Linked DNA regions of Homo sapiens: region 2 is linked to region 1. The links are chromatin contacts, found by Hi-C or POLR2A ChIA-PET in ENCODE. All regions are on one chromosome and are shown on one strand. The core of a region is the stretch at or near the end of the contact, and the rest is flanking DNA. Distances in the headings are between cores, read along the strand shown.

Region 1 (5,286 bases), core at 1,668-4,167:
AGGGATTCTCCTGCTTCAGCCTCCCAAGTGGCTGGGATTACAAGTATGCACCACCACACCTGGCTAATTTTGAATTTTTAGTAGAGATGGGGTTTCACCATGTTGGTCAGGCTGGTCTCGAACTCGTGACTTCAGGTGATCCACCCACCTTGGCCTCCCAAAGTGCTAGGATTACAGCCATGAGCCACCATGCCCAGCCTGTTCTAGGCCTGTTGTTAGGTCTCCTGATGGTACATGCATGTGCCTAGGGTGACTGATAGAGCAGAGCAATCCCCAGGACCCCTGGTAGTGTGCTTGGCCACCTGGAGGACAGTGCCAGGCCATGCAGGCCTGTCCTCAGGCCCCCCCAGTGGCATTCATGCATGCAGGCTGTGACGGGAAGGGAAAGGCACTGTGCTTGGGTGGTGGTGGCTGCAGTGGTGGTGGATGGGAAGAGCCTGTCCTCATGGTGTCTGCAGGTGCAAGGTGGCCCTGCTGCTAGGAGTGGGGGTTTGCTGTCAATGGCAGCAGCCCCAGGAAGGTGTCTCTCAAGTTCTTGGGACTTTGTCTACCTTTGTCCTGGGGACAGGCTCCCCACTGTGCTCCACTGCGCTCCACTGCCTGTTCCCTGGTACGTAAGACATTATGTGGGCTGCAGCGCTGGGGATCCTGCTACATTCCTGGGTCCAACTACTGTGGCACTGCGGTAGTCTTCTGGATGGATCTGAAGGGATATCAGTTGGACTCCATGGACAAGGAGATGCAGGGGCTGTTGGGTCCCAGGGCAGGATGTAGTCTGGTGGGGACTGGCTTCTCCAAATGGCACTGTGCTGCAACTACCTGTGTGTTGGGGGATGTGTGGAACCCAGAGTCAGCTCCCTCTCTGGAGTAATGTTGTCACATGAACTCCAAGCAGCACCTTATACTGGTCTCATGGCCCATGAGGGTTGAGGAGCTCTCCCACAGCTAGGATTTCAGGAGTTCATGGTGGGAATGTGCACTGCAGGGGATCTCTCACTTACCCTGTTCCTGCACTGGGAACCCCCCAACCTGGTGCTCCCAGCTGATCCAGGCTGGGCCAGCTGCCTTGTTTCCCTCCTTCCAGGCCACAGATGTTTCCTATCACTTCTCTGCTGAATTCCAGTGTTTTCTCTTAGTTGCTGTATTCAAAGTGTGATTATCTACCCACTGTTTAATTCTTCTTTGGGGAGGAGGTGAGTGCCAGATGCCTCCAATCTGCCATGTTGAACTGCCTCTGTATTTCTCATTTTTAAATTGATATATAACACATTTACAACACAGTACACAAGTCTTAAATATATAGTTCAAGAGATTTTGACATATGGGCCAGGCACAGTGACTCACACCTGTAATCCCAGCACTTTGGGAGGCCGAGGAGGGCAGATCACTTAAGGTCAGGAGTTCCAGACCAGCCTGTCCAACATGATGAAACCCGTCTCTACTAAAAATACAAAAAAATTAGCCAGGCATGGTGGCATGCACCTGTAATCCCAGCTGCTCGGGAGGCTGAGGCAGGAGAATCACTTGACCCTGGGAGGTGGAGGTCGCAGTGAGCCAAGATTGCACCACTGCATTCCAGCCTGGGCAACACAGCGAGACTCCGTCTCCAATAAATAAATAAAAATACAAAAATTAGCCAGATGTGGTGGCGCACACCTGTAGTCACAGCTACTCGGGAGGTTGAGGCAGAAGAATCACTTGAACCCAGGAGGCGGAGGTTGCAGGGAGCCCAGATCAGCCACTGCACTCCAGCCTGGGTGACAGAGCGAGACTCTGTCTCAAAAAAAAAAAAAAAAAAAGAAAGAAAGAAAGAAAGAGAAGAAATTTTGACATATGAATTCATCCATGCAGCCACTTCTCAGAAAAAAATATGGAACATTGTCAGCAGAAAATTTCCTTCTACCCCATTCTGGTCAGTTTACACCCACTCCTTCCAGAAAGCCCCCAATTTGAGTCCCATCAAAGGTTAGTTCTTCTGCCTATTCTTGAAATTCATGTAAACTCAAAATCTTACAGAATGTATTCATTCTGTTTGGGTTTCTTAACTCTTGTGAGATTCATCCAAATTGTTGTTTGTATCAGTACTTTGCTTTTTCATTACTGTATAGAATTCCACCCTCTGAATATGCCATGATATTTGTTTTCATTCACCTGCTGGTGGCCACATGGGTTGTTCCAATTTGGGTTGGGATAGTCTAACTAAAGTTACTATAAATCTTTCTATTTTGCCCTTGATGTTATTAGACCCTCTTTGGTTAACTGGGTGGAGTGTGGAGGAAAACTGCCTGGATTCGAATCTCAGCTCCACCATTTACCAGCTGTGTGACCTTGGGCTAGTTTCTTAATCTCGCAGTGCCTCTATTTTCCCCTATCTGTAAACTGGAGGTCACATGATCTACTGCAGGGTAGGAAAGTTAAATGAAGGAGTTTTATAAAGCTGTTGGAAATGTGCCTATCATAGGTATGAAATAAACAACTATCGTTCATCTCCAACTCCCAAAAACAAAGGAAATTCCCATGAATGAGAGCATCCGCAGACCAAAAGAGCAGATCCTGGAGGTCAGAGGGCATGGTGGTTCCAGGAACTAGGCGGTACTGCCTGCCCACCCCTGCCCTACGTAGGGAGGCATAACAAAGTCGCTTTCCATTAGAATGAATTGAATTTTATTAAAAGCATCCCATCGCTCAACCATGTCATGAGTGGAGGAGTCCTTCTCCCTGTCAACCCCAGACCATCCCCCAACACCTCCCTGAAATTCCTGCAAGGTCAGGCCGATCTCAGGCTCTGACTCCTTTCACTAGCCTTTCTGGTGATGTGATCTTACCCAGCTTCCTGTTTGTCTTCCTGAGAGACAGTAGATTTAGAAAGTGAGGATCAGAGGGTGGAAAATAAAAGCTGTGGTCCCCAGGAGTCCTGAACATCTGGGGACAGCGGGAAAACATGAGTGACTCCAAGGAACCAAGGGTGCAGCAGCTGGGCCTCCTGGGTAAGGCTGGGTTGGAACTCTGGGATCCTGGGTAAGGGGAAGGGATGGCCCAGGCTCTGAGCTGATGTCTGTCAATTCAGAAGAAGATCCAACAACCAGTGGCATCAGACTTTTTCCAAGAGACTTTCAATTCCAGCAGATACATGGCCACAAGAGCTCTACAGGTAGGCAAGAGTTAGGGAGCAGATAGTGGAAGACAGAGCCTCCCAGACCCCTGGGTCCTGGGGAGGTAGGTGTTGGGGTCTGGAATCCTGGGTTCTGGGGAAGGAAGGTCTGAGACCTGGGTTCCTGGGTCCTGAAGAGGACGGGGTAGGGATCTGAACTCCTCACACCTGGGGAGGTGGGGGTTGAGGCTTGGGTTCCTGGGGCCTGGGGAGGTGGGAGAGGGGTTCTGGACTCCTGGGACCTACAGAGGTGGGGGTTGGAAGCTGGACACCTGGGTCCATGGGAGGTAGGGACTGGAGCCTGGACTCCTGGAACCAGAGGAGGTGGGAGAAGGGGCCTGGATTCCTGGGTCCTGGGGCAGGTGAGAACTGGGGACTGGAATCCTGGGTCCTGGGGAGGTGGGAGCTGGGACCAGATTACTGGGTCCTGGGGAAGGTGAGAACTGGGGCCTGAATTCGTGGGTCCTGGGGAGGTAGAAGCAGGTATCTGGGTTCCTAGGACCTGGGGAGGTGGGAGCTTGGGCCTGGGTTCCTCCTGGGACCTGGAGATGTGGAGGCTGGGACCTGGATGCCTGAGTCCTGGTGTTGCAGGATAATTTAGGAATCACAGAGATCAAGGGGTTGAGGAGGATTTATTATTATTATTATTATTTAGGTGCACCAGCCCAGTCAGATTAACATCCAAAAAGACTGAGCCCCAAACAAAGAGTCAAGTTACCTTTTAAGCATTTCATGGGGTAGGGGGAGATCTGTGCAGGGGGAAGCATATTACAGAAGCGAGAAACAAAGATAGTTATTCAATTGAGACATGCATTACGTCATTTCTTATTTTTCAAGGAAAAACATGTTTTACAACTTGAGTTTATCTGCCTAGTGACCTTGCAGCTGCACAGCTAGAGAAACAGGGTCTTCACAATGCCTGGGAAAGGGAGAGATAAGGCTCACTAGCCACACACAGAAAAACAGGCAGTTAATTCTTTTTTATTTTATTTATTTAGTTTTTATTTTTATTTATTTATTTATTTTTTTTGAGACAGAGTCTTGCTCTGTCACCCAGGCTGGAATGCAGTGGCGCCATCTCGGCTCACTGCAAGATCTGCCTCCCAGGTTCATGCCATTCTCTTGCCTCACCCTCCCGAGTAGCTGGGACTACAGGCGCCCACCACCACCACGCCCGGCTAATTTTTTGTATTTTTAGTAGAGATAGGGTTTCACTGTGTTAGCCAGGATGGTCTTGATCTCCTGACCTTGTGATCTGCCTGCCTCAGCCTCCCAAAGTGCTGGGATTACAAGTGTGAGCCACCATGCCTGGCCAAAAAGGCAGTTAATTTTTAAAGGATTCCACCTCTTTCTCTTCCTCAGGGGGAATTGGGTTTTCTTACATACAACTGAGTTTTTGCTTACACATTCTTTAATTTCTTTTCATTCCTGTTCCACTGGGGAGGTGGACGCAGGTACCTGGGTTCCTGGGACCTGGGGAGGTGGGGGTTGGGACCTAAACTCCTGGGACTTGGGGAGGGAGAGGCTGGGGATGGGGTTCCTGGGTCCTGGGGAGGTTAGAGCTAGGGCCTGGATTCCCAGGTGTTGGAGTGGAGGGGGCTGGGGCTGGGGTTCCTGGGTCCTGGGGTGCTGAGGGATTAGGCCAGGCTCTCCCTGGGCCAGGCTCAGGTGGGAACACTGGCAGGCTGACGCATGTATCCTCTCTCAGGGTGTCTTGGCCATGGCGCCCTGGTGCTGCAACTCCTCTCCTTCATGCTCTTGGCTGGGGTCCTGGTGGCCATCCTTGTCCAAGGTCAGGGGCAGGTTCTGAGGGTCTGGGGTCCCCAGGCCTGGCCTTTTGGCTATGAACAGAGCCTGGAGTGGCCAGGTCTGGGAGGGAGGTGGGACTGAGAGCCAAGATGTTGTCCCTGGGGGTCTGTAGGGGCCTCTCCCACAGCCCCTCCCCACTCTAGAGCAGGACAGGAGAGGGAGGAGGAGGAGGGGAAGAACCTGGCTCTCCTTGGCCTTCTGTGCTGCCTTCTCCAGGTGTCAGTTTTCCTCATCTTCAAAGGGGATTAACTGAGACCTTGGCTCTCACAAATGATGTCTCTATGGGGCTCAGTTCAGGGCTTGGCACACAGTAGGTGTTTAATAAT
Region 2 (5,286 bases), core at 1,744-4,243, 37 kb after region 1:
GTAGCTGGGACTGCAAGCGCCAGCCACCACGCCCAGCTAATTTTGTGTAGTTTTAGTAGAGACGGGGTTTCACCATGTTAGCCAGGATGGTCTCGATCTCCTGACCTTGTGATCCGCCTATCTCGGCCTCCCAAAGTGCTGGGACTACAGGCGTGAGCCACCACACCCAGCCAACATGCCTTAACTTTGTATGTTTTATAACTTTCCTTACTAAAGGTACATTTTTATAACTTTCTTAATATTTCCTTTCCCTTCTTCCTACTTCATTTCTTTCCTTAGTCTTTCTTTTTGCATCTTTTTCTGATTTCTGTCTCTTCTAGTCTCTCTCTTATTTTTTTCTATTTCTCTTTCTAATGTACAATAATTAGATGAGTGTTGGTAACAATGGATATATGTACATATCTTAGTTTCCAAAATTTAGGGATGTGTTTAACATCTGTTTGCCACAACTGATTAGGTTCCAATCCTCTAGGGTTAACACCTGTTTAAGGAGGAAACGTGCCTGTCAGCTGGTAATCTGGGCATTGTAGGATAATTTGTTTAGCCAGTCTCTGGGCTAGTTGAAATTGTTTAGATAAGTTTCTCCAATTTTGGTGGAAAAATTGATGTGATTGGGTGGCTTGGTCAAGCAGTGATGTCATAACCTGAAGGTCTGCTTGATCTTGCCACAAGCCAATGGGCCAGGCAGAGATCTGTGGGCTCAAACGTGTGTAATAAAAATAGGATGTGTACCTTGGTCCGGCAATTGCTGAAGTTGAAGAAAAAGAGGCACACAGAGTGGGCTCCAGAGCGAACTTAAGGCTGTAAAAGTAATTTAATAAATAAACAGAACAGCCTCAGCTCTCCGAATGCTAGTAAATTTAGATCCAGTGATTGGATTACGTGGTCTCCACCAGACTGCCGCTTTTCCATCTTTACCAGACCCATTAGTAAAACCAGTCACAGCTCCCGCCGGGCGCGGTGGCTCATGCAGGTAATCCCAGCACTTTGGGAGGCCGAGGCGGGCGGATAACGAGGTCAGGAGATTGAGAACACGGTGAAACCCCGTCTCTACTAAAAATACAAAAAAATTAGCAGGGCGTGGTGGCAGGCGCCTGTAGTCCCAGCTACTGGGGAGGCTGAGGCAGGAGAATGGCGTGAACCGGGAAGGCGGAGCTTGCAGTGAGCCGAGATAGCGCCACTGCACTCCAGTCTGGGCGACACAGCGAGACTCCGTTTCAAAAAACAAAAACAAAACAAAAAAACCAGTCACAGCTCCTTCCAAAGGGGCATCACGAGTAATTTTCGGAGGAACCCATGTAGTTAATTTTAAGAACTGGAAAGTTTTATTTTTAGGATAATGATTATCAATACATCCAACAAATTCTGCTAAATAAACTTGCCATGTAACTGAATTAATAAATGCCTGTTTAACCTGATTTTTATTTATAGGAACTATAATCTTATTAGGTTCAGTGCCACAAAGTTTAACAACTCGCATACGAGCCTGTCCAATTAAAATTGCCATCTGATCTAAATATACTGTAAGTGTTTTTATGGTATTACGTGGCAAAAAGGACTATTCAACTAAATCATTATTTTGAACAATAATCCCCGTTGGGGAGTGTGAAGTAGGGAAAACAATGAATTGTAAAGGCAAGTCTGGGTCAATCCTACTGACCTGGGCTTGCGGAATTTTTTCTTCAATTACTCTTAACTCTTTCATGGCCTCGGGTGTTAGTTCTCTTTTACTGTGTAAACTGGAGTCTCCCCTCAGTATTGAGAAGAGATTAGACATAGCATAAGTAGGAATTCCTAAGGTGGGCCGAATCCAATTAATATCGCCTAACAATTTTTGAAAATCATTTAAGGTTTATTTGGTTTTTGTTTTTGTTTTTGAGACGGAATCTTGCTCTGTCCCCCAGGCTGGAGGGCAGTGGCTTGATCTCGGCTCACTGCAAGCTCCGCCTCCCGGGTTCACGCCATTCTCCCGCCTCAGCCTCCCGAGTAGCTGGGACTACAGGCGCGCAGCCACCACGCCCGGCTAATTTTTTGTATTTTTAGTAGAGGCGGGGTTTCACTGTGTTAGCCAGGATGGTCTCGATCTCCTGACCTTGTGATCCGCCCGCCTCAGCCTCCCAAAGTGCTGGGATTACAGGCGTGAGCCACTGCCCCCCCGCCCATTTAAGGTTTTTAAAGAAGCTTTTCTAATTTGAACCTTTTGAGGCTTAATGCTCTATCCTGTACTTGCATTCCCAAATACTGAAAAGGAGTGGTTGTTTGAATTTTGTCAGATGCTTTAAGCAATCCAGCGTTTGTAATTGCCTTTTGCAAAGATGAATAACATTGAATAAGTTGGCCTCTATTTTTTGCTGCACACATCTGGAAATTGATCTCTAACAGGCTGGATAGTTCTGCCTACAAAAGTCTGACAAATTGTGAGACTGTTTAACATACCCCGAGGTAAAACCTTCCAATGATATCTGGCTGCAGGTTCTTTATTATTAACTGCAGGGATGGTAAAGCCAAATTTTTCGAAATCTGCCTCTGCTAAAGGAATTGTAAAAAAAAAAAAAAAAAAAAAAAAAAAAAAAAAGCAATCTTTTAAATCTATAATAACAAGCGGCCAGTCTTTAGGGATTATAATGGGGGATGGGAGCCCTGGTTGTAAAGCTCCCATCGGTTGAATTACAGCGTTGACCGCTAGTAAATCGGTCGGCATGCGCCATCTGCCGGACTTTTTCTTAATTACAAATACTGGGGAATTCCAAGGAGAAAAAGTGGGTGTGAAACATGTCCTTTTTCTAGTAATTCTTTAACTATTTCATAAAGCGCCCCCAATTTTTCCTTAGGGATCGGCCACTGTTCGACCCAGACAGGGCGCTGGGTCATCCATTTTTAAGGGAAATTGCTCCTTCCCCGTAATGAACGGCAGGGCGAGCCTGAATTTTAATTAACTGGTGGCTGAGCCTGAATCATCCCTTTACCGTAATTAACGGCAGGTTTTGCAACAATGGGCGCGGCGAACCGCGTCTCAGGCTTCCATGCCCGCAATTCACAAGGCTTAGGCGCGGGTGGCCATTCCGGAGCTTCCCCTGAGGGTGCGGTAGGTTGGACGGTCTCTTTCATATGTGTTTGGTTAGCATATATAACCTCCTGATTCTCCGCCTTTTTTAAACTGGAGCTAGATGGTGCACTCTCCTGACCGTCAAACTCGTCTCCTTCATTTCCAAATGCTGGTTCCTCCTCAGTCTGCAAAGGCTCACGTGCTGTTTTCACTGCCGCCCACACAGACCAAGCGGAGAAAGGAATTTCTTGACCCTCTTTTTGTGCCTGTTTGAAGTCAGCCCTTATTTTTTCCCAGTCTTTCAAATCCATGGAGCTGTGTTCCGGGAACCAAGGAGAATATTGTTCTATTAGCTGAAACAGGGACAGAAGATTTTGGGTGCTCACGTTTAACCACAGTGGCACAATAACTGCCGCACCAAACTCAAATAATTATTATGTCTACTCTCAGCCTGACCCACAATTTCCTGTTGTTACCCTGGAATTCTCCGAGCGCCCCGCTTACCTGCAGAGCTTAAAAGTCTTTTCGTTGGCCGGCGCGGTGGCTCACGCCTGTAATCCCAGCACTTTGGGAGGCCGAGGCGGGCGGATCACGAGGTCAGGAGATCAAGACCATCATAGCTAACATGGTGAAACCCCGTCTCTACTAAAAATACAAAAAGTTAGCCGGGCGTGGAGGCGGGCGCCTGTAGTCCCAGCTACTTGGGAGCTGAGGCAGGAGAAGGGCGTGAACCCGGGAGGCGGAGCTTGCAGTGAGCCGACATCGAGCCACTGCACTCCAGCCTGGGTGACAGAGCGAGACTCCGTCTCAAAAATAAATAAATAAATAAATAAGTAAAAATTAAAAAAAAACTTTTCGTCCTTGGGAGTTCTCCATCTGTCGGTCCTTCATTTTCGACGCTCCTGCATTCCTTCACCCGGTTGTTTTGGAGATACCACGTTGGGCGCCAGATGGTGGGGTCCAGCCTCAACACTACCCGTGGGTACCTGAAGTCCGGTGGCGACAAAGGAATGAGAAAAGACAAGTTAAGATTTTAAAGCAGGCCCAGGGGGCCAGTTGCTAGAGTGAAGGCTGCAAAACGCCCAGAGTTCTGGTTGCCTGACGATTTATTGAGCACAATCTTTTGATCTAAGAAGCAGCTGGGATGAAACGGTGAAGGAGCGGGAGCGTACGTCATTGGAAAGATGTAGAGCAGTGGCGGTTATATGAATTTCCTTTAAGCTAAAAGCATATGTCTAACTGCTAAGACAGTCTTTAACTTATCGGGCTGCAGCTGGTGGGGGCCGGTTTTACAAGGAGCTAGGATGTCTGGTCACGTTCCAACACTTCAAGGGAGTGTGTCAGCCCAGAGCATTCTGTGTAAAGCCGCAGAGCAGGTCATGCCCTCTGGCCTGGGAACTTAATGGCTTGCGGAGATGATTCTCCTAAGGGCCCCCTACAGTTTTCCATAGGTGTCCTACACAGGGGTGACTGACTAAACTGGCACCCCATAAACCTTTCCACCAGCACTTTTGTTTCAGGCTGCTGGCTCTGGTGAGCTCTTCTTTTTTGTTTTGTTTTATTTATTTATTTATTTATTTATTTACTTTATTTTTTTTGAGACACAGTCTCGCTGTCTCCCAGGCTGGAGTGCAGTGGCGTGATCTCAGCTCACTGCAAGCTCCACCTCCCAGGTTCAGGCCATTCTCCTGCCTCAGCCTCCGGAACAGCTGGGACTACAGGTGCCCACCAGCACGCCCAGCTAATTTTTTGTATTTTTAGTAGAGACGGGGTTTCACCATGTTAGCCAGGATGGTCTTGATCTCCTGACCTCGTGATCCACCCGCCTCAGCCTCCCAAAGTGCTGGGATTACAGGTGTGAGCCACCGCGCCTGGCCTCATTTATTTGTTTTTTAGATGGAGTCTCACTCTGTCACCCAGGCTGGAGTGCAGTGGCACAATCTCAGCTCACTGCATCCTCCACCTCCCAGGTTCAAGGGATTCTCGTGCCTCAGCCTCCCTGGTAGCTGGGATTATAGGTGTGTGTCACCATGCCCGGCTAGTTTTGTATTTAAAAATAGGCAGGATTAAAAAGTAGGTGGGGTTGATCCAACCATTATCTACATGATTGAACCCCACCTTCAGCCCCTTCCCCTTCCTGGAGGTCAGGTGGCTAAAAATCCCAACCTTGGTGGTTGGTGTTTCTGGCATGACCAGCCCCCATCCTGAGTCACCTCCTTGGTATAAGCTCAGTTATGGTC

Evidence for each region. Hi-C counts contacts between places; a loop is a spot of excess contacts on that map. ChIA-PET counts read pairs that join two places held with the same protein, here RNA polymerase II (POLR2A). Pooled maps may share reads with other maps.
Region 2: POLR2A ChIA-PET joins it to region 1 with 10 read pairs in activated B cell. The contact joins the enhancer-like site here to the promoter of CLEC4M in region 1. A Hi-C loop is called at or near these places in 3 of 168 maps with a recorded cell type or tissue (CD8-positive, alpha-beta T cell, GM12878 and mucosa of descending colon), 6 of 37 single-sample maps with no recorded cell type and 13 of 50 pooled maps. POLR2A ChIA-PET finds 5 or more read pairs at or near these places in 7 of 52 experiments (GM12878, H1, HEK293 and 4 more).

Annotation. Positions count from the first base shown.
Region 1 is chr19:7,760,326-7,765,611 of GRCh38, forward strand. It overlaps CLEC4M (C-type lectin domain family 4 member M), which reads left to right and starts at 2,918. Exons shown (of 7, transcript NM_014257.5): 1 at 2,918-2,987; 2 at 3,068-3,151; 3 at 4,860-4,943. The coding sequence starts at 2,942. RefSeq lists promoters at 2,227-2,941, 2,920-3,239 and a cis regulatory region at 2,744.
Region 2 is chr19:7,797,050-7,802,335 of GRCh38, forward strand. The region is part of intron 1 of LOC124904628 (a long non-coding RNA gene); the gene reads left to right. Among named protein-coding and RNA genes, the nearest start is that of EVI5L, 31 kb to the right of the region's middle. Within about 2 kb of position 2,994, at least 4 of the 41 ENCODE cell types and tissues checked have a DNase peak (open chromatin) inside an H3K27ac peak, as active enhancers do.